2 separate regions of the Homo sapiens genome follow, and region 2 is linked to region 1. The links are chromatin loops, found by intact Hi-C in ENCODE. Cell type or tissue: dorsolateral prefrontal cortex. All regions are shown on one strand. Each heading gives the region's core, and the rest is flanking DNA. Links, peaks and the distances in the headings are about the cores only.

The links. Peaks named below come from ENCODE experiments on the same cell type or tissue, not always from the same donor. Only the 100,000 strongest peaks of a DNase experiment are listed, where the experiment ranks them.
Region 2: it touches region 1 in a loop (2.2-fold over the local background); 5 of 110 quality-filtered maps call a loop at or near these places.

Annotation. Positions count from the first base shown.
Region 1 is chr11:79,075,891-79,086,907 of GRCh38, forward strand. The region is part of intron 4 of TENM4 (teneurin transmembrane protein 4); the gene reads right to left. Among named protein-coding and RNA genes, the nearest start is that of TENM4-AS1, 12 kb to the right of the region's middle. In dorsolateral prefrontal cortex, for the core only: no CTCF peak of the experiment used is centred there; DNase peaks (open chromatin) are centred at 3,255 and 5,721; H3K4me3 peaks cover 419 bases; H3K27ac peaks cover 1,596 bases.
Region 2 is chr11:78,825,977-78,836,993 of GRCh38, forward strand. The region is part of intron 12 of TENM4 (teneurin transmembrane protein 4); the gene reads right to left. Among named protein-coding and RNA genes, the nearest start is that of NARS2, 260 kb to the left of the region's middle. In dorsolateral prefrontal cortex, for the core only: CTCF peaks have their summits at 6,430 and 6,637; a DNase peak (open chromatin) is centred at 6,441; H3K27ac peaks cover 657 bases.

The DNA of each region.
Region 1 (11,017 bases), core at 1,722-9,721:
TGCTGGGCACTGGAGGTTCCAGAGAGGAGCGGGTCACAAGCCCTCCAGTGACAGCTCACCATCTCTCTGGGGTGTCAGCCCTAGGGACCATCACCATCAGTGACAAATGCTTTGATAAAGTATAAACTGCAGTTTTATAAGCTTGTTCTTATGCTAACGTGGGTCTTGGTTTTGGTGTGTCTGTGGAGAAGGAGAGTAGGCCCAGAGGAGAGGAGGGAAGAAGACATATGTGTTGAGCACAGTGCTTTTCACATACCCCCATGAAAGCCATAATTATTTCTCGTTTTTGAGGCCAGGCTAAAAGATCCAGTTATCTGATCAAGTTCACACAGCCAGTAAAGGACAGGGCTGAGACCTGAACCCAGACCTTCTGAATTTAAAATCCATGTTTGGGTGGTTGTATGAGTTTGTTTTCACGCTACTGATAAAGACATACCTGAGACTGGGTACTTTATACAGGAAAAGGGATTTAATGGACTTACAGTTCCACGTGGCTGGGGAGGCCTCACAGTCATGGCAGAAGGTGAAAGGCACATCTCACATGGTGGCAGACAACAGAAGAGAGAGCTTGTGCAGGGAAACTCCCCCTTATAGAACCATCAGATCTTGTGAGACTTATTCATTACCACGAGAACAGCATGGGAAAAACCGGCCCCCATGATTCAATTACCTCCCACAACACGTGGGAATTCAAGATGAGATATGGGTGGGGACACAGCCAAACCATATCAGTATTTTTTTTGTTTTTGTCTTTTTCCTTTATGTGAAGCTGGGCTTGGATGGATCTGGAAGGTTTCAATAGGGACGTGAATGTGGGGAGGCCTGGGAGCCCCCTGGTGGTGATGGTGATCAGGGGATCACTGAAGACAGGAAAAGAAAGGGCTAGTAATGGTAAGATAACTACTGTTAATTGAACACCTCCTCATGTGCTTGGTACTGTGTAAATTATTTCAAATCCCTATAATAACTTGGTAAGTTAGGTATTATTCTTTTATTCTTTATTTTCTCTTATTTACTCTTATTTTATCAATGAGATAACAAGCCCAGAGATTAACTGGCTTGCTCTAGATCACGTGGCTTCCAAGTGTCAGGGTCTAGATTTGAAACTGAAGAAAATGTTTGAACCTCAAGAAAAGGATCAAAAACCTAGTTCCATAGGCTCATTCATTTGGTAATCATTGCTAAGTCCCTTTTCTGTCCTAAGTGCTGCAAAAGATCCAAGGAGGCGTCATAGGAGACTCCCTTCTTCTCTCCTCCCCGAACTCCCAGTTCCTACCCTCCTGTGCCAAGCCTTGTTGGAGGCATCAGAGGACAAGACAGATGTGCTTCTGACTCCTAGATGCTTCTATACACTGGGCAAGTCAGACAGAGGGAGAGGCAGGGAAGGACACCACAGGGGCCTGCCCCACACCCAGGCCAAGGTGGGTCAAAGGTGGAGAGACCATCAGGGACCACTCCCCAGAAACAGTGACATCTAAATGAAAACCAAAGAATGTCAAGTAAAAGACGGTTTTGAGGTAAGGAGAGAAAAAAGTTTAGATCTGTGGCTTTCAAATTTCTCTTGCCTACAGTAAAAATACGCTTATATTGCAATCCAGGATACACACATCTACAATTTTTTTAACTAAAACAAAAATTTCATGAAAAGATGCTGAACCTTACTGCAAGGGTGAAATCTGATATTTTATTCTCTACTTAACTAGAATTATGAATGAGATGCCAATCTACAGTCTGAAAAACACTGTCCTAGATCACAGCATGGAAAAATGAACCTGGCACAGACAAAGGCCCAGTTATATTCCGAGAGTTCAGACTCTGGGGAGGGAAAGAGGTTGGAGAGAAAGCTTGAGAAGTGAGGAGGGAGCAGCCTGGTAGAAGAAATAAAGTAACATCCCTACATGGTAAATGTAAGTGGACAGTAAAATGCAAAATGCATGTGGCAGAGAGAGCCTGCCCTCGGAGGACCTGGTAGGGAGCGTGCCCTGCAGCTAGTTTTCAGAGGCCCTGCTGCCTTGGGAGGCTGGAGCTGGTCTGGAAGAATGGCAAGAGTGTGGGGCCCGGGAGAAGGGGAGATATGGGAAATAAAGCTTTTGGTGTTTGAGGAGAAATTCAAGAAACAAACCTGGCCCCTTCACATGGGTTCCAGCAATATTTATGAAGGGGCAGGAGCCTGGAGCATTCGCAGAGAGACTTCCACAGACAGTACAGTGCTCGAAAAAACCTCTGCCCCTGCCAAAACCCGCAGGGAAATGGGGGCTGTTATCACCCCGGGTTACCTCGCAGCCTCAGATACAGCCAGAAACGAGCCAGGAAATTGACTGAATTCCTACTGGACTAAAGTTTTATAAGTTTTCCTTAACATAAGCACAGGGTGATATTTTTAGTTCTTTGTGTGTCAAAAAGGGCCCATAAATATTTCAGAGCTAAAATGTGTTCCACAAAATATAAGTCCTGGGTAGCATCTGTGTGTGTGTGTGTATGTGTAAAATCGTGAATTTTACTTTTCTTATTCCTTCAAAGTGTGGTCTTTGAGTCCTTTATTTTAAAGTGGGGGTGGGGAGGATGGCTTGTGGTGGTACCTGTTCTTGTACCAAGTATTGTGTTGGGCTTTGTGCAAACCAGAGAAGGAGGCACTCCTATCCCCACTTTACTGATTTAGAAACTGAGAGTAGCAAAGTGATGCTCAAGTTCACACAACACACCAGGACTGGAATCCGGGAGCTCTGCTTCTGAGGTCTGTACTCTCTGTTGTAGCACCCAGAGCATATTTCTCTGGCACTGTCACTTTGGGGAATCCCTGGCCTTTTTCAACAGTGAGACAGTGATTATAATAATGGTGGCTAAAAGCAAGGTCTTTATATGCATTACCTCACTGAGTTCTCACCACTCCCAAAACCATCCCCATTTTATCGACAAAGAAACCAGGATTTAGGGAGGTTAAGTATCCTGCCTGGAAGGCCACAACAAAAAAGTGACAGAGCTAGGATTCAAACCTGTGTCTGTCTGACCCCAAGGTTCAAGCTTTTAATCATAACCTACACTGCTTCCTGCATACGTCATTCTATATTCTAATTGGCTTAAATGTTCTATTTGTTCTTTCACCTTTTTTAAAAAACATTATTAATTCTTCTGTTGAACTGAGTCAGCACCTGGCCTGGACTCCTGGGAGAAGCGCTTTTACAGCTGCTGCTTGATACGTGCCCTGTACAGAAAGAGAACTGTCGGGACAGAGACAGGGCTTTCCTGGGAGCGTGGTGGAGTGTGGCTGTGTGCCCAGCCTGGCTACAGGGACATCCCTAATCAGCGGCTGGCAGGCAGGTGACAGATGGTGCCGCTGTCTACAGAAGCCATCTTGCCCTTCTGTTAGAGAGCTTGTCAGAGGCCAGGTATCAAAGGGCAGACAGCTGCTGTATGGGCACTGCTTCTCTGATCCTGAGCTGCGGAGCTGGGAGGGCTCCCCCCAGAGCTGCCTGACCCCCTAGAGGGCTGGGCATGTGCAGGGCCTAGGACACAACAGGCCTTCCATCAACAGATGGTATTATGGTAGCTGTGTCTTCCAGATTCCTTTGGTCTACATCCTTCCTGCCCCCAAAGTCACGTAGGAGCCAATGATTCCCTTTGACAAATGGTGGCATCTTAGAGTCAGAAAATGTGTTAGGCTGGGCACGGTGGCTCACGCCTGTAATCCCAGCACTTTGGGAGGCCAAGGAGGGCAGATCACTTGAGGCCGGGAGTTTGTGACCAGCCTGGCCAATGTGGTGAAACCCATCTCTACGAAATATACAAGAATTAGCTGGGTGTGGTGGTCCACACCTGTAGTCCCAGTTACTCAGGAGGCTGAGGCATGAGAATTGCTTGAATCTGAGAGTTGGAGGAGGTTGCAGTGAGCTGACATCGAGCCGCTGCACTCCAGTCTGAGCAACACAGTGACACTTTGTTTCAAAAAAAAAAAAAAAAAAGAAGAAAGAAAATGTGTTCGGATTGAAAACAACATCAAAGGTCAGCTGATTCAAGCCCCATCAGGTGCCCAAACCCTCCTCAGTCCCATCCCTACTGAGTGGTCACACCAGCTCCAGAGCTGGGGACTTTACTACCTCAGGGGGCTGAAACCTGCCTCCTTTTAGCTTCCTTCCACAGGCCTCAGCTCTACTCCTTGGGGTCTCAGGAAATAAGCCTAATGCCTTTGCCTCAGCAATAGCTCTTCCAGACTGAAGACCGGGCTGGTCTGGGTGTCTGCATCCTCTCTTCAGATTTAACATATCTCCCACAGTTTTCAAGCCCTCACCTTTCTGGTGACCTTTTCCTTGGGTTTGTCCAACCTCGTTCCCTCTTTCCCATCCAACAAGGCTTTATGAGATCCTAGGGTAGACCCGGGGACAAGGGGTTGGAGCGGATGCAGTCTTGATCCTCGAAGAGCCCACAGGAATGTCAGAAGGACAAACACGTCTACAGGTGATTCCAGCACAAAGGATGCAAAAGAGCAACTGACACAGACACCCGGGGTAGGGGGGCACTGCATCAGGTGGGGTGGGCAGCAGAGGCTGCCTGAAGGAGGAATCCCTGGGCCGGGTCTGAAAAGCCGAGCAGGGGTTAACAGGGCAGGGAGAGGAAGATGATCCCGTTTGCTGGCCTGCCTCTCCCATTGTGTTGACTGGAATCCACTGGAAGCCTCTTGGTGCAGCCTGAATGTCCCCCCTGCACCCCTTTCTCCTGTATCTGACACATGTTGCCTTGGGGCACTCAGTCCCATGTGGCTTTCTTGGAAGCCAGACCCACTGGGGCCCCAAGTACAGCTGGCTGTTAGGACTCTGAGTTTCCTTGTAAGCAGCACTTTGGGAAATTGCCAGTCTCTTCTGTACTTCAGGCCCCAGGGAAAAATACTTCCTTCCTTCTCCCTAGAAAAACCCTTTTCCTAGAAAACCCCTTCAAGGGTCAGGCCTGAAACCCAGTTTATTGGATTGCCAATTCTCTGTAAAAACATTTTTTTCCTGACTTTCTCTGGGCTTATTCTGGGACCACACTAGGAAGCAGAGGGAAGAGGGAGAGAGGCTGATTAATCACACGTCCCCTACTGCGTCCAATCTTAACCTGTAATTACCTGGGTGCCCTATTAGGCCTCCACTCTGTGAGGTGAGAGAGGAGAGAGACAGAAGGGAAACCAACATCCCAGAAAGGCAGGCATCAGTTGAAGGATTCTGGAAATGGTGAAACTTAGTTTTAACACAAAGGCCTCCTCAGCCTGAAGGAAGTTCTTGGTTGAACACAACAGCTGGAGGAAGGGGTTAGTCCCTCTTTTCCTCTGTCTTCTCAGCCAGACGCTGGGCCTGAGTTCATACAGCTTTGGGTCTGTGGCTAAGGGAGGATTTAGAGACATCCTTTCTGCTCTTTAGGCCCAGAGAAGATGCTCTGTTGAGCAGGGAAGGAATATCACAATGGCTTCTCCGGGTGCCATCAAGATACCTTGTGTGCACAATAGCTTCTTGTCTTATAAAACTCCAGGTCCAGACACATGTAGTCTATGCCCTGGGCATACCTGACACTGATGCTAAGCTGAAAGGATAGAAATCTAGAGGTCACCATCAGCCTCTGATCACAGCTGGGAGGACAGCAGGGATTACCCAGGCTGTCCTTCCTGTCAGAGGTGGTGTGTGTGTGTGTGTGTGTGTGTGTGCATGCACACATGCTTAATGGCTGCTGGCCCACTGCTGTGATTGTTCAGAAACCAAAGGCTCTATTGTAACTCTGTTCACCAGGCCTTTTGCTATTGAGCCCTGGGGATGGAACTGGATCAAGCTCAGAACTGCTGCCCAATGGATGTGGGCTCGGAGTGCTCGTGGCTGACACAGGTTTCAATTTTGCTGGTGGGGCAGGGGCAGGGCGGGCCTAGAGGAAGAAAATTTCTGTTTTTATCCCCCCAGCCCTTATATTTCCTCCTCAGTTACTATGACTCAGGCCGTCCCTCAACTCGTGATGACTGAAGCCCACACAATAGCGGTTTGAAAGTGACCTCGGAACAGTCCTTCCCTCCCTCAGCTGGTGCTCACATGGGCTCTTAGAGCAGGTGGGTTGTCCTTGGGAAAGTCCCTGCATTGCTCTGTGCCTCAATTTCATCATCTGTTAGGAAAATGCCCACACACCTGGATCATTAACTTCATTGGTACTTATAACATCTCGATTCTTCCCCAATGCTAAGAACAGCTTAGAGGTGCATCCAGGGTTTGCTGGGTTGAACCAAAGTGAATAAAAATATACAACTCTCCATATGCCACCTCCATGGTCCTTCTAGGTGCAAAGCTCTCTGACTTTCTCTTTGCCTAATGAAAGCCCCAAAGCTGGAAACCTTTGCGAGCCAACCCTCTCCCTTGGCATCCTCTAAGTGGCTCTTTTTCGGTAGCACAAATCCACTCCCTCGGCCCCACACAAGCTCCCCAGGTTTGTGAAGGGGGCAACTGATTGTGCCCTCCTGATGCTGCTTGAAATTTTGTTTTTAGAGAGGCGGGAGCTAAGGCTTGGGGGGTTGTGACTGGCAGTCAGCCGCATCCCAGCAAGTGAAAAGCCAGAAGCTGTCAGCTCCATCCTGCTTCCTTCCACGGCCTCAGTTTTCTCTTCTGCAAAATGGGTTGGTGTGGGGTGTCACATTTAATCTATGCCTGAGAACTGCCCTGATACCCCAGAAAAATGCACATATGTGTGCACCCATGTGTGCACACACACACACAGGAATTTAAAATGCTCCATCTAGGGCTCCAAGTTCTGTGAGATGCAGTGATTGCAAAGGCCCTTGGGGAGGTGTGACTATGGGTCCTCACAGCAGGAAAGGTGGATTAGTAAAGGCATCTTGGAAAGGAAGCTATGTAGAAAGCAAGGGAGAGATGTAGCTTTGGCAGAATTTCACTGACATCTCTGGGTATCCAAGCCTCAAAGGGGTGGAGGAAAAGGCCCATAATGATAGGAAAACCCTAACTGCCTGAAGCTGCCTCCATCTCTAATAATTAAAGGCAGACTTAATAGATATTAAGGCCCTCTTTCCAGCAGCTGGGTGGCCAGGCAACTTTTATTTCAATAATTAGCCGCTGTAAGTCACACAGAACTGGAGACAGATAAAGGCAGGGCCAGTCTCTCATGGAGCTAATTGTGCCCAGAGTTCTACACGCCTAATCAAGCCTTGTGCTGCTCCCATTCCTTTCATCCAAGGCCTCAAAGGACTTTGCCGTTGGTAATTAAGTCTTATAAGTGCCGTAAAGAAAGGGATTCTCCAGGGCAGTCTGAATGGAGAAGAGGCTGCTGGGGTGGAGGTGGGGCAGGCAGTGTGCAGCTGCCTCCAAGATGGGGACAGGGATCCAGGAATAGGCCCCAGCCTCACAGCCTGTGCCATCGCAAGCCTTCGGCCTCCGTGCATTCTGTCCCTAGACAAGATAATGGCAGACTGGGTGGCTTCAGCTGGCCACCTCCTCTTGAGACTGGTTCGGTTTTGTCATCCAAAGCCTTTATACGTTTCTCAACCCGGGGGATATATTTGTTAAAAACTCCCATTCAGGCAGGGCTAATTCAAAAACCACACTCCCAAATTCTTAGTTAAAAGGGAACATGAGGGATACAGTTGCCCAAGCCCCATCTGATGCTTGAATTCCTTCTGTGAGTCCACGTGGATAGCAGCCAGCCCTTGTTTGAGCTCCCGTGACAGGGAGCTTACTCCTAACACATTTCATTCTCTAAACTTGGCCTTGGACAATTCATTCTGATAGTGAGCTGAAACTTACCTCCTGTGAGAGCCTTCCTGGCGGCCCTAACTCCATATGCCTTAGAACCTCACAAGCAAGCCAAAGACCTCCTCCCAAACCAAGACCTCTCTTCTCCAGGCTCTGGGAAGCAGTGGAGCACCATGGTTAAAAACACAGGCTTTACATCAAAGGCATGATCAAAAAAGGAAAATTTGATAAATGGAACCTAACCAAAATTGAAAACTTGTGCTCTGAAAATACCCTTAAAAGGAGGAAAAGGCAAGCTACAGGTAGGAGAAAATTTTTGCAAACCACATACTAACAAAGGAAGGCCTAGTATCTAGAATATATATATATGTGTGTGTGTGTGTATACACATATATATATGAAACTTTCAAAATGCAACAGTGAGAAACAAACAATCCAATTAGAAAATGGCCAGAAGACGTGATCCAATATTTCACCAAAAAGGATATATACACATGGCAAATAAGCACATGAAAAGATATTCACCATCGTTAGCCATCAGAGAAATTCAAATTAAACCACAGTGAGCTATCACCATACACCTATCAGAATGACTGAAATAAAAAATAGTGACAACATTAAATGCTGGCAAGGATGCAGAGAAACTGGATTACCCATACATTGCTGGTAGGAATATAAAAGTGTACAGCCCCTCTGGAAAGCAGGTTGGCAGTTTCTTAGAACACTAAATATGCAATTACTGTACAACCTAGCGCTTGTATTCTTGGGCATTTATCCCTCAGAAATAAAAGCTTATGTTCATGCAAAAAGCCGTACAATGATGTTCATAAAAGCTTTATTCATAATAGCCGAGAAATGGAAACAACCCAGATATCCTTCAACAGGTAAGCAGTTAAATCAATGACAGAATGCCATGGAATATGACTCCGTGATAAAAAACAATGAACTAATGCTACCAATAAATCACCAGGGAATTATGCTGAGTCAACACATAGCCAATCGCCAAAGCTTTCATCCTACATTATTCCATTTATATAACATGTTTAAAAGAAAAATGATAAAACTTTAGCAATGGAGAACAGATTGGTGGTAGTTAGGGGGTTAGGGATGGGGTAGGGGTGGGAGGGAGGTGGGTGTGGCTATAAAAGAGGACTGCGAAGGAAACTTATGGTGATGGAAATGTTCGTTGTCTTGACTGCATATACTCACCTACACATGTGATAAAATAGTATAGAAGTAAACACGCACATGCATGCACACACACTCATTCAGATAAATGCAAGTAAAATGGGGAATCTGAATAAGATGAGTGGATTGTATCAACGTCAACATCCTGCTTGTGTTATCTGTTCTTTTGCTATAGTTTTGTAAAATGTTACTATTAGGAGAGACTGAGTAAAGGGTACACAGGCTATCTCTTGTTATTTCTTATAATTGCATGTGAACTATAATGTTCCCAAAAATTTCAATGTAGAGAAAAGGGTTTTTTTTGGCCGGGTGTAGTGGCTCATGCCTGTAATCCCAGCACTTTGGGAGGCCAAGGCGGGTGGATCACGAGGTCAGGAGATCGAGACCATCCTGGCTAACATGGTGAAACCCCCTCTTTACTAAAAATACAAAAAAAAAAATTAGCGGGGTGTGGTGGCGGGCACCTGTAGTTCCAGCTACTCAGGAGGCTGAGGCAGGAGAATGGCGTGAACCCGGGAGGCGGAGCTTGCAGTAAGCTGAGATCGCGCCACTGCACTCCAGCCTGGGCGAAAGAGCGAGACTCTGTCTCAAAAAAAAAAAAGGGGGGTTTTTTTTTTGGGTCAGGCTTTTTTGAGTCAGGCAGACCTTGATTTGAACCCTGAATCTCTTACATACTTCTCGTACAACTTTGGATGATAAACTCTCTAAGCCTCAATTTCCTTATCTGTAAAATGGGGATAGTATATACCACCTTACAGGGTTGTCTTGAGGCTCAAATGAGGTGATGCATAGAAAGGCTCAATCCTATGCTTGGCACTTAATAAAGACTCAGTCAATAGGTGTAAATGTTGCCTTGTTATCCAGGAGAAGTATTTATTTGCCTTCCCCTGATTCAGTCCTCACTCACGTTGTCTCCATCCTGGCCATTCTTCTCTGAAAAAGTTTCTTTTGGCTAATGTAAAACACCAAGGTTGAAAATTGAAGTCAGATGCAGTCTTATTACCTGAAACTGCTCTGCATATACCCATAACCCCACACTTTACATGCTGTTTTGGCCAATTGCTTGCCACTTATTTCCTGTGTAATGTCACTTTTCCTTAATAAGGTAGCAAGCTGCTCAGATTCATATTGACCGACCAATTCTTAAACATCTACTATGTACAGTCACCAATATTCATACAAACACCACAAGCACAGCATCCTGTATTTATTACTAAGTCACCAGAACGACTCTGGAAGTGAGGCATGATGGTAGACTGCCATACTAATGGCTCCCAAGGAATCATACCTCCCTGTTTCCAAACTCTTGTGTAGTCCCCCACACTAACTCTGGGGTTGGCCACATGACTTGCATTGGCCAGTGGGCCAAGCGGATATTAGCAAACTTGAATCAGAGGCATGAAAAACACTTGAGCCTTTGGGATTGCCTTCTCCCCCTGCTTTTGGAAAACAGCTGTCATATAAAGAGGCCCAGGCTAGCCTACTTGTTGCTGGAGCCACAGGGCTGAGCCAACCAACACCCGGTAGATTATAGCCACACAGGTGAACCCAGGGGAGACTAGCTGAACCACCTAGCTTTGCCCAGCCCAAATAACTGACTCTTGGAAACAGGAACCAACATGCAGTCATTTTAAGCCACTGCATTTTAGGGTGATATGTTATATAGCAAAGGCTGGCTGACATAGGTATTTTTATAATTCCCATATTACTGGGGAGGAAACTGAGGATCAGATCATTAAGGTATTTTAAAAATAAGAGGAACTGGGTCAGGTCTGGTGGCTCATGCCTGTAATCCCAGCACTTTGGGAGGCTGAGGCGGGCAGATCACTTGAGGTCAGGAGTTTAAGACCAGCCTGGCCAACATGGTGAAACCTCATCTCTACTAAAAATAGAAAAATTAGCTGGGTGTGGTGGCTTATGCCTGTAGTCCCAGCTGCTTGGGAAGCTGAGGCAGTGGGATCGCTTGAACCTGAAAGGCGGAGGTTGCAGTGAGCCAGGATCATTCCATTGCACTCCAGCCTGGGTGACAGAGCAAGACTCTGTCTCGCAAAAAAAAAAAAAAAAAAGGAAATATTACGAGGGTAATAAGGATAATGCTGCCTAGTGTTTAAATAGTACTT
Region 2 (11,017 bases), core at 1,651-9,650, 250 kb before region 1:
GGGGTGTGGGGAGCTGCTAATTAGTCTCCAATCATTTATCCAGGCTTGTCACCAAGCTCTCTACTACTTACAAACCAAATAGAAAACCAAATCCCCCTCCTTTTTTTTTTTTTTTTTTTTTTTTTTTTGAGACGGAGTTTTGCTCTTGTTGCCCAGGCTGGAGTGCAGTGACACAATGTTGGCTCACTGCAACCTCTGCCTCCAGGGTTCAAGAGAGTCTCCTGCCTCAGCCTCCCAAGTAGCTGGGATTACAGGCATGTGCCACCACGCCTGGCTAATTTTTTGTATTTAATAGAGACGGTGTTTCACCATGTTGGTCAGGCTGGTCTTGAACTCCTGACCTTAGGTGATCCACCCTCCTTGGCCTCCCAAAGTGTTGGGATTACAGGTGTGAGCCACCATGCTCGGCCGGTCTCCTCCCTTTTAAGTCAGCATAGTCAGATATGAAAATGCACAAAACTATATAAAGATAACCTAGAGACTTACAGGTAAAAACCTCTATGTTGGCTTGGACTGTACCTGGAAAATGGAAATATCCAGGCCATGTTACTCATGGCCTGGACTGCTGCATCAGCATTCTAAGTGGACTTCTGTCTCCAGGCCTGCCCCTTTGTGATGTCTACTCCAGATGATAAGGGGCAGTAGCCTTCCATAGGGTTACTGTCCCTTATCATCTGGAGTAGATATTACAAACAGGAGCCCTATGGACACTTCTGTTTATGTAGTGTTTTCAAAAATTTGAATTAGTTGCCAGAACTTTTTAAAAATGAGGTCAAAGAAAAATCTTCATGTTGGCTTTCATATATCTATTTCGATACTTAGAACTTGTTAAATACAAAAAAAAAGTTTTTAAATTGGAAGATCCAACATGGGAATAATCTCTTCTCATTTAGGGCAGGCCCAGACCCTATGATCAGCCACAGGCCATCTCTGTAGCTTCCTGCACTAATGTCACCTGCCTGGTTTCTAGGCATCCGAGTATACCACCCAGGCCTGGAGCAGTGTTTTCTAAAAGTCACTTATTTGGGTACTGCTTTTATGCTGTTGCCATATTCACATACCATCTGTCCTATTACTCACTTAGCATTTTTCAATTCATTTATTTTCTTAACTTTATTTAACATAGAAATTCAATATCACTATGAAATAATGATTTGCTATATCTAACTATATTTTTCCAGTTTACTAAAATAAATACATAATTTTTGAAATAGAGTCTGTCTATGTATAATCTAAAATAATCTTGGGAACTATACTTTAGAAAACACTGGAGAGGAGAAAGCCCAAATTTCTGAACCAGGAGTTTAAGGATCCAATTGCCCTTTTCAAGTAAGGTCTTTCTCATGCCCTCTTTGTGCTGCTGCCAAATTACTCCCCACCTGAACCCACACTCCCTTTTCAGCCTCCCTGACTGAGCCCACTGCTCATAACTTTACCTGAAAATCCTCTTTTCCCACTTATCCGCTTGTCCAAGTCCTATCCATCCTTCAAAGCCTATTTATTTATTTATTTATTTATTTATTTATTTATTTGATGGAGTTTTGCTCTTGTTGGCCAGGCTGGAATGCAATCGTGCAATCTTGGCTCACTGAAACCTCCGCCTCCCGGGTTCAAGCAATTCTCCTGCCTCAGCCTTCTGAGCAGCTGGGAATGCAGGCATGCACCACCATGCCTGGTTAATTTTGTATTTTTAGTAGAGATGGGGTTTTTCCATGTTGGTCAGGCTGGTCTCGAACTCCCAACCTCAGGTGATCTGCCTGCCTCAGCCTCCCAAAGTGCTGGGATTACAGGCGTGAGCCACTGCGCCCGGCCAAAGCCCAGTTTAAATATTACCTCTTTCGTGAAGGTCCCCCTGGCTCTTCCTAGCAAGATAGAGCTCTCATTTGAATCCTGATGGCAGTTTACTTCTGTCTTTCACTTATTACCTACTGCTGTCTACTTTGCAATCTAGTTATGTATAAGTATGGCTGTTTTCCCCTAGTAGACTGCAAATTCATTGAGAGGAAGGATCCATTTCCAATTCTCCCTCTTATCTGTGCTGCCACAGTGACTAGCACAGTGTTCTGTCTGGAGTAGCTGGGCAGTCAACACTTTTTAAATATCAAATGACAAAGTGCAATTTCTGGTTGGTTTTATGTCCTTTGGTGTGTTCAGCCTCAAATCTTAAGGCTGGGCTCTCTCTGTGGAGAATGCACTGCTTACTTCCTTGCTGATTTCTGTTTTTTCAAATTCCCTTTTTATAAATTGTTTCCAGACCTGCAGCTTCACTGTGATCTGTCTTCCTCTGGGCCTTTTACGTTTAGCTAGACATGGTACTGGCCTCTCTTCTCCCAAAACAGCACTAACCATGTATTTGGGGGGCATGTAGTAATATCACTTTGCAGGACCCCAATTCTTTTCTCTAGCAAGAGCTGCCAAGATGGCATCTGTGAATTATGTACTTAAATTATTTCTATCAGGATATAACACAGTAAGTTGAATAGCAAGATGGATAAATTCTCAGGCTGCGGTGGATTTTTCTTCACAATAATTATAATGCGTGTTGGTCAGCAGCACGATGATTTGAACAGTATTTCTTTCTTATTTATCTACTAGGTAACACTCAACATAATAACTTGGGTCTATATCTTTGAGCCAGAGGCCAAGTTGGACTTCTTCTTGACACCAAATCCTATTAGAGATCATGGTAATGTAATTATATGTTCAAGTCAAATATTTTATAGCTGCTCTAGCCACCTAGGCAGATACTTCCTCAGCCTCTAGGCAGAAACTGCCCAGTGGCAAAAGCGGTAGCTACATATCTTGCAAGAAATTGAGAAATAGTTTCTGTTGTGAAAACTTTATAGAACCTTCTGGCCATTTCTGACTTTGGCAGCAGCAGGACTTTAAGCCACCACTGGATGAAGTTATAATACAAATGTTAGCTCCAGCCTGGGCCTGGCCTAAAGGGCCAGTTCCTCCCCAGTTCCCTGACCAATGTGACCAATGAGAGGGTGGCCTGTGGGGCCATCTGCTCTCCACCCAGTGGGAGGTTTGGAAGTGGTTTGGTGCTCCTACACTCAGCTATCTGTATGCCTAGATGAAGACAGCCTGAGGGGCCCCTCAAGCACTAGACTGCAGCCCCTCTGTCTGGCCAGCCTTCCTCCTGGGTCCCTGGTTCTTTCTACTTGTCCACTGGGCTGGTGTGTGAGTGTGACCCACGTGTGGCCAGCAGGGCCCTATCTCCCCATGTGAAGTCTCTGACTGCCCCTCAGTTCAGGGGTGGATCTTGTCTCTGGCATGTTTTGACTTGACAAGGCTGAACTCCCTGGTCCATGGCAGAGCATGGACTATGCCATCAGACAGACGTGGGTATGATTTCCAGCTCTGACTCTCACTAGTTGTGTAACCTTGGGCAAACCATTTAGTGTCTCTGAGCTCTGGTTTCCTCACTTATCTGTTTCATGTTGGGGTTGGAGGGCTCAATGAGATAATGCATGGGAGGCATTTAACGGGGCCTGCAGTAAATGTCTCATTAATAGTAGGTAAAATGAAACCTAGTCAGAACAAACCAAACAAAGCAAAACCATTGGGACAGGCCAAGTCGGAGGCTGCATGGTATAATGGAGAATGCACCAGCTTGCAGGCTTCAGAATGAGACTCTGGGGGTTCTAATTCTACTTTGCTATCTCCTTTGTGACTTTGAACAAGTTACTTCATCTCTCTGTGTCTCAGTTTCCTTGTCTGGAAAATGGGAGTGATAAGAAAGCCCCTGTCCACAGCAGGGATTATAGTATTAGCAAGGGAAAGACTGGAAATAGGGGCCTGCAGACCCTTCTGTGTGGGTTAGTTTCTAGTGGCTGTCCCCTAGCTGGCCTTAGCTCACTTCTTCTCCTTCACCAGGGGCTCCTAGCATACTGTGCATGCAGGTGCGTGTACTTTGTGACAACAGGATAAGAGGGAGCCTGGATCTTGTCCTGGAACAACAGCAATTAATGCTCCAACACCATCTCCACACAGTACTGGCTTATATCATTCAGACACAGTGAGTCCGTGTGAGATGATGTTTCTTCCGCCTACACCACAACACACAGGGATGCACCCACATGGACGTATTGGGGCTGCTGAATCCTCTCTTCCTTTTGGCTCATACCTCCAAGGTATGGACAAACATTTTACAGACATTACTCCCTCTTTCTGTGAAAGATGAGTTTTAAAGATCTAGCCTATTCCTAGAACCCCCCGGGGCATTTCCCATAAATTCCCATCATACTGGCCAATGTCTGGCTTCTTTCCTCCACTACTGCTCACCCTGGACACCTCGGTGGTGCCCATGACCAGGGAGGCTGTTCTGATGACTGGGCCTGATCCATCAGTACAGCCAGGGGCTGGGCCCAGCAGCCCAAGGTAGAGGGTGCACAAAGGAGAGGCCTCTGAGACCTGCTCACTGTTGGCTGTTAAACTGAGGGAGAAGTGGGGCTGAGGCTAGACTTGCTGGTCTCAAGGCTTCAAAGGAATGTAACGGAAAGCAGGAAGAACAGATCAGCACCCTCCCAGGGAGCAGACTCCCCCCTGCTGAGCCCTCCATGCCTGGCAGTGCACCAGTGTTTAGCAGGACGCAGGTGCACATCCCCTCCAGAGCAGTTGGCCTGAGGTGGCCGCTGCTCGGGTCATCTGATGGCTTTCCAGGCTACGACTCTCCGAAGGCTTGGGGAGAGCAGCTTTAATTAACGATGGCTGAGTGTAACCTCGCTTTCCTCTCAGACCCTGGGGAAATCCCAACCTTCACACTCAGCCGCCAGGACAGTAAATTAAGAGAGAGACTCCGGGCAGGAATACTTTCAAAAACATCCACTGAAAGTCAAAGAAGTACTAGAATATTTGACCTCTCATTCATCCCATCTAAACTTCTCTGATTTTTAGTGCAGATCCAAGTTTTTAATAATAAAGTGATGAATTTAGACATGAAATAAGGTAACAATAGTAGCCATCACCACCACCTGTTATTGAGTCCTATGTGCTAGGCACTGTGATAAACCCATTAAACTCATACATTATTTCATAACTCTTACCCCAGCATTAAAAGTTAGGTATGGTTATCCCTACTTTTCAGATGAGAAAATGGAGGCCTAGAGAAGTGAAATGACTTGCAGATCCCAAAACTGTCAGGCTTCCCAAACAACTAGTCACCGAAACCCTACTATGTGCCATGTGCAGGCAATTAAGGGATTAATTGCTTTCTTCTCTGGTTCACCCACAACACTGCCCAAGTTTCATGGCAGCTCAGGAAAACTGCACTGGCATTAGTCATCTGCATGTCTGCCTGCTGTACTGTAACACGAGCTTGGAGGACCAAGGTGGGACCTAACTCCCTCTATGGCCCCAGCTCCCAGCTCCCAGCTCCTGGCCGGGTGAAGAGCAAATGCTTGGTCAGTTGTGATATGATGAAGGCACAGCCTCTGCCCTCTACTCTCACAGTCTGATGCACAATGTGCTAAGTGCTTGCGGTAATAAATGCGTAAAGCCCAGATGATGGAGCAACATCTCAGGGAAGGCGAGGAAGGCATTGTCACTCAACCTTGGAGACTGGGCAGATATTCTCCAGGCAGAGAAGGGCACAGGGAATATTTAGAAAGAAAGAACATTACCTTCAAAGGCAGATGTTTTCAGAATTACAGGTAGTGCAGCGGGGCTGGCACACAGGAGGAGCGGCAGAACTGAAGCTGCAAAGGGCGTCAGCTGACAGATGCCAGTAATGAAGGACAAAAGAGACTTCCCATAGTTTGAGCTGAAGGCTCAAAGCAGCTTTATTTTAGGCAAATCACAATGCCTACTATTGTAAATATTTCTCCTCTCTGAACAGTCTTTTGAGACTGACAATAACCAGGCTGTTGGAACTACAGGTCTGGGCCTAGGGCTCTGACTCCCTCCAGAAAGCTTCCTCATTCGAACCCCAAGCCAGTCAATATACCCTTGCTTTGGGATTCAGACTAAAAGTACAAATTAAACAAAGTAATATGAGAGCCTATTGCAAGTCAGGCACAGTGCTGGTACATTGCATTGTGTCATTAATCCTTCCAAGGCTCAGGGAGGATAACTGATGTTCTCAAGGTCTCACAGCTGGGTGGCTGCAGAACCAGGATGGGAACCCCGCTCTCATTCCCAGCCAGTCTCAGGAGGTTTCCCGCATACTTCAAGCAGCTTCTCATCTTGGATTTTTGTTCAGTGCCTTTTCCTTTCCTTTCTTCCTATCCAAATCCTTCCGGGCCTTCTTGGTCCACCCTAGTCTATAGTGACCCTCATGGTTGGCTTTCTCAAAATTCCCTTGACAATTCACCTTGTGCCATATAGTACTCCCCCAATTGTTGTTTTTAATGCTGTCAACGTTAAGTCTTCTCAGGCTGTGAGAAGCTCTTAGAGGACAGGGACCTCAGACTTGCACTGCCTTTGTCTCCCTTTTGGGAGCAGCATAGTGCTTTGCGTATGCACGCACACACACAACACCAATACATATGTTTGTAAATGGATTTGCTTTTGCTTTTTATCCATATTAATAGAGTTGGGCTTTAAAAAGTAAAATCTAAATTTGGACAGTTGTGTGACTTTCATAATTGTGTGAAAGCAAATATGAAAGAGGAATTTGGAATAAAAATAATATTAACATCTATTGCACACTTAGTGGGGAGCCTGCTCTGAACACTTTGCATGTGTTAACTCATGTAATCCTCGTAATAAGGGCAGGGCCTATTATTAATCCATTTCCCAACTTGTTGCCTTTGCTAAGTCTGCCCAAGGCAATGTAGCTAGTAAGAGCAGGTGGAGGAATTTGAACCTGTGTACTCAGGCTCCAGAGCTTATCCTCTGAACCCGTACAACAGTGTATGGAAAGGCTGCTAAATTGTCGACATGTTCCAATCACCACAGTATCCTTAACTCGGATTATTCTAGATAATGAATGCCTAGAAACACAGACTCTCTTCCTGGAGAGAAATAAATGCATGCTTATTTGGGTCGAATGCTGGGTGTGGACCTTGCCCTCAAATAAGCCATCCAAATGCACGGTGCTAAGTGAGGAGATGTAGAAGAAACCCCACAGGTCTCCTACAGTTCCTACCGCTGCCTCCAATGCACATTCTTCAATGTCCTTTCTTCCTTGACCTCTGTAGCATTAAAATGTTTTCCCCCTAAATCAAAATAATATATGTAAACAGTTTAAGAAGCCAAAGAATACTATGAAAGTTTATAATAAAAAATAACAGTCTTCTGCTTCACCCACATACCTGAGTGCCATTCTCTCAACTCCTTTGCTATTTCTTCCAGAATTCACTTCAACATATCTAAATAATGTGCTTATACAGCAATTTTTGATTGTCATGTGATGTTCTCTACTACTTCCCTCCATTGCATTATCTGCCACTTCTGACCAGTAGAATCTAATGGAAAGGCGTCATTTTTTGCTTACTTAATTTCCTATGTTTCTATTAATACCTCCACCCAAATTAGCTGACAGAACTATAAAATCCCTCTGACATAGACTTTCCCGCATGGTCAAACACACCAGGTCATTTATCTGACCCACAGCTGTCATCTGCCCAGAGCCCTTGCTGCTGGAGCCCTCTGCCTGGCCACAGTCTGGTCAGGTTGTTTTCCAGGCCTGCTAAGCATTCATCATTTGTGACTTCTTATCACCTCCTTCTTTATTAAACCTTTTGCTTCCTGGACCCCCTTCCTTGGCTTACTTTATCATGTCAGCAGAGTGCATTTTCCAGCTGCTGTCTGAGAAAAGGTGAATCGGGGGTATGATTTTAAGATCTTGCATGGCTGACGTTATCTTTCTTTTACTCTTACACTTGATTGATAATTTGGGTATAGAATTTTAAATTGGGAATAATTTCCCCTCAGAATTCTTAAGGTTATTCATCTTCAGGCTCTTCTCTAGTGATGTCTATTGGCATCTGCTTCCTAACTCTTTGCATGTAATCTCTTCCCTTTCTGGGAGCTTTCAGGAAGATGAGTGACTTTGAAAAAGTTAACTAGGTTGGCCACTTGCAATCCGTCAGCCCATGTCCCTCAGCTATGGGAAATGTGCTTGTATTATTTCTCTGTTCTTATTAGTCAGATTTTGGACTTGCTGAATTGATCCTTTAGTTTTCTTACCTATTTTGTTCTATTTATTTTTAGCACACCTCCCCTTCCATTTATCTTTCAACCCATTTATGGGAATTTTAACTTTCCTATTTCTAATGTCCAAGAGTGCTCTCCTTTTCTCTGATCTATACCCCTTTGTGTATATGTTCTTGTTTTACATTGACAGTAATATATTTTCTTTCATATCTTGACAGGCTATAGTCTTTTTCTCTTTGAAGTTCTCTTCTCCTATATTATTTTGTTTCCTTTGAGTTCTTTTGTTTTCCTATTTGTCTTGGTCTTTTCTTACTTGCTGGAAGGTTTCCTCAGATGTCTGATGATCCTCTGTTCATATTTAAGAGTGAGATGCCAAAAAGCTCTGTGTCAACTGCTGACTGTCATCGTAAGGTGATGGAGTGGGGACCCAGGGATTTTGTGGAGGATCCACAGAAGGCACTACCAGAGTCTTTTGGTCCCCCCACTCTTCTGCTGATTTCTTTTCTAATCTCCTTCCTTATAGAGGAGATATGATACATTTGGCTGTCAAAAATGGGATCTAGAATGTCATTTTCAAAATTCAGTTGGTACTTATTTCCTCTGTTTTTGGTATGGTGACTCTCCCTTCCCTGAATCTGGAAGCTCCTTGTTGATATCTCTACGGAACAAGCCTCCGATCCTCTGCCAGGGTGGGAGAAGACAGTCGCTTGTCCATGTGAGATGAGGGAGGAAACTTAAGGGTTTCATTGCTGCTGCTTCCACGTCACATAGACTCTGAATCCACCCGTTTCCAGCTCTGTGCCTCACCCCTGCCTTTGCTGTACCTGGAGGTTTTCTGTGACTCTGCTTCTAATTGATACCTCCCTCAGCAGGGGCTCAGCATTCCGTGTCTCCACACTGCTAACTCCATCCACTCTTTTTTTCAAAAGTCTGCTGGCATCTCTTGCTGGCTCTTGTCTCTTATTCTGTTTGTCCTTGTGGGTTTACTCCTGCTTGTTTTAAATCATTACTCTTATTATAGTGGGACTCCAGGGCGGTGAGGCATGTAACAGTCAACCACAAGCTCCTCTCAGTAGCATTTGACATGATTCTCTAGCTCCTCTTTGCTGAAGCTCTCTTTTCCCTCAGCTTTAAAAACAGCACACTGGCCGGGCACAGTGGCTTATGCCTGTAATCCCAGCACTTTGAGAGGCCGAGGTGGACAGATCACAAGGTCAAGAGATCGAGACCATCCTGACCAACATGGTGAAACCCTGTCTCTACTAAAAATACAAAAATTAGCTGGGCATGGTGGTACACACCTGTAGTCCCAGCTACTGGGGAGGCTGAGGCAGGAGAATCACTTGAACTGGGGAGGCAGAGGTTGCAGTGAGCTGGGATTGTGCCACTGCACTCTAGCCTGGTGACAGAGCAAGACTCTGTCTCAAACAAACAAACAAACAAAAATCAAACAAACAAAAAAAGCCAGCATGCTTTCCAATAATCCTACCACTGTAGGCCCTAGTCCTCATCCTCCTTTTCTGGCTCTTCCTCTAATTATTAATTGTTGGTGATCTTCAGGCCTCTGTTTTAAACCGATCCCCCCTTCTCACCTAGCTCTCTCTATCCAATTTTTTGAGGTCTCAGCTTAGATGTCGCTGTCATGTACTTAATATAAACCTTCCCTGACTCCTACCCCAATTAGGTTAGCACCCCTTGTTGGTGCACTCCTAGGCCCCATACTTTTCCTCTGAGCTCATCACAGTCACATTACTGATCAATGTCTTTCCGGACAGACTTGAAGATCCACTAGGGCAGAGTCCCTGTCTGCTTGTTCACAACAGCAGCCACAGCCTGACCAGAGTGCAAGGCATATAGAAGGTGCAAAAGAAACACATACCGAATAAACACATTCACAAAAATACATGAATGAATGAAACGAGAGAAGTGCATTTAAATCTGGTCTTGTCACACTTGCTGTGTGATCTTGGACCAGTGAGAAAGCCTTTCAGGGTTGGGGGCAGTATGGTGGCTCATGCCTGTAATCCCAGTACTTTGGGAGGCCGAGGTGGATGGGTCACCTGAGGTCAGGAGTTCGAGAACAGCCTCACCAACATGGTGAAATCCTGTTTCTACAAAAAATTAGCTGGGCGTGGTGGCGCATGCCTGTAATCCCAGCTACTCAGGAGGCTGGGGCAGGAGACTCGCTTGAATGCTGGAGGCGGAGGTTGCAGTCAGCCGAGATTGCGCTGTTGCACTCCAGCCTGGGCAACAAGAGTGAGACTCTGTCCCAAAAAGTAAACAAAAAAACAAGAAAAAAACCTTTCAGAAAAGAGCCTTAATTTTTCTGAAACTCAGTTTGCTGTGTCTACTAAGTTGGGACAATAATCTTACCATCCTATTCAGTAGGTTGTGTGGATCAAAAAGGAAAAAAGAAAAAATGGTATGTCATTGTGTTCAGTAAGCTAAACTCTTACACAATGTAGGGGATTATTACTGTAATGGTAAACTCTGTTACACAGAAAATTCTTGTCTGTTTTGGGGATGCGGATGTAGGAAACAGAACAGCAGGCTCGAGTTTTCAAATCTCAGGATTCTTTAAAATATGCTTTCTTTCTTAAAGTGAATCCTCAGTAAGCCTTCTCTGTATTTTCTAACACTAGGCCTTCAAGATCTAGAGACCATCTGGGGTCTTTTTTTTCCTCTCAAGCAAAACTGGTTTAGAAACATGGTGGGCCTTCATGGCTAATGGTTTTAACTTAATGCAATTTCTTAAACAACAAAAGCAAACAACATTGGAAATATTTAAAATATTTATATGCATACAGGTGTGTAACAGAGCTGACAAAACATACACGTGCCCATGTCACCAGGGGCACTTAAGTAATTACACTGGCAGGAAGACTTTTGCTCAACTCAGATCCTTTTCTGGTCC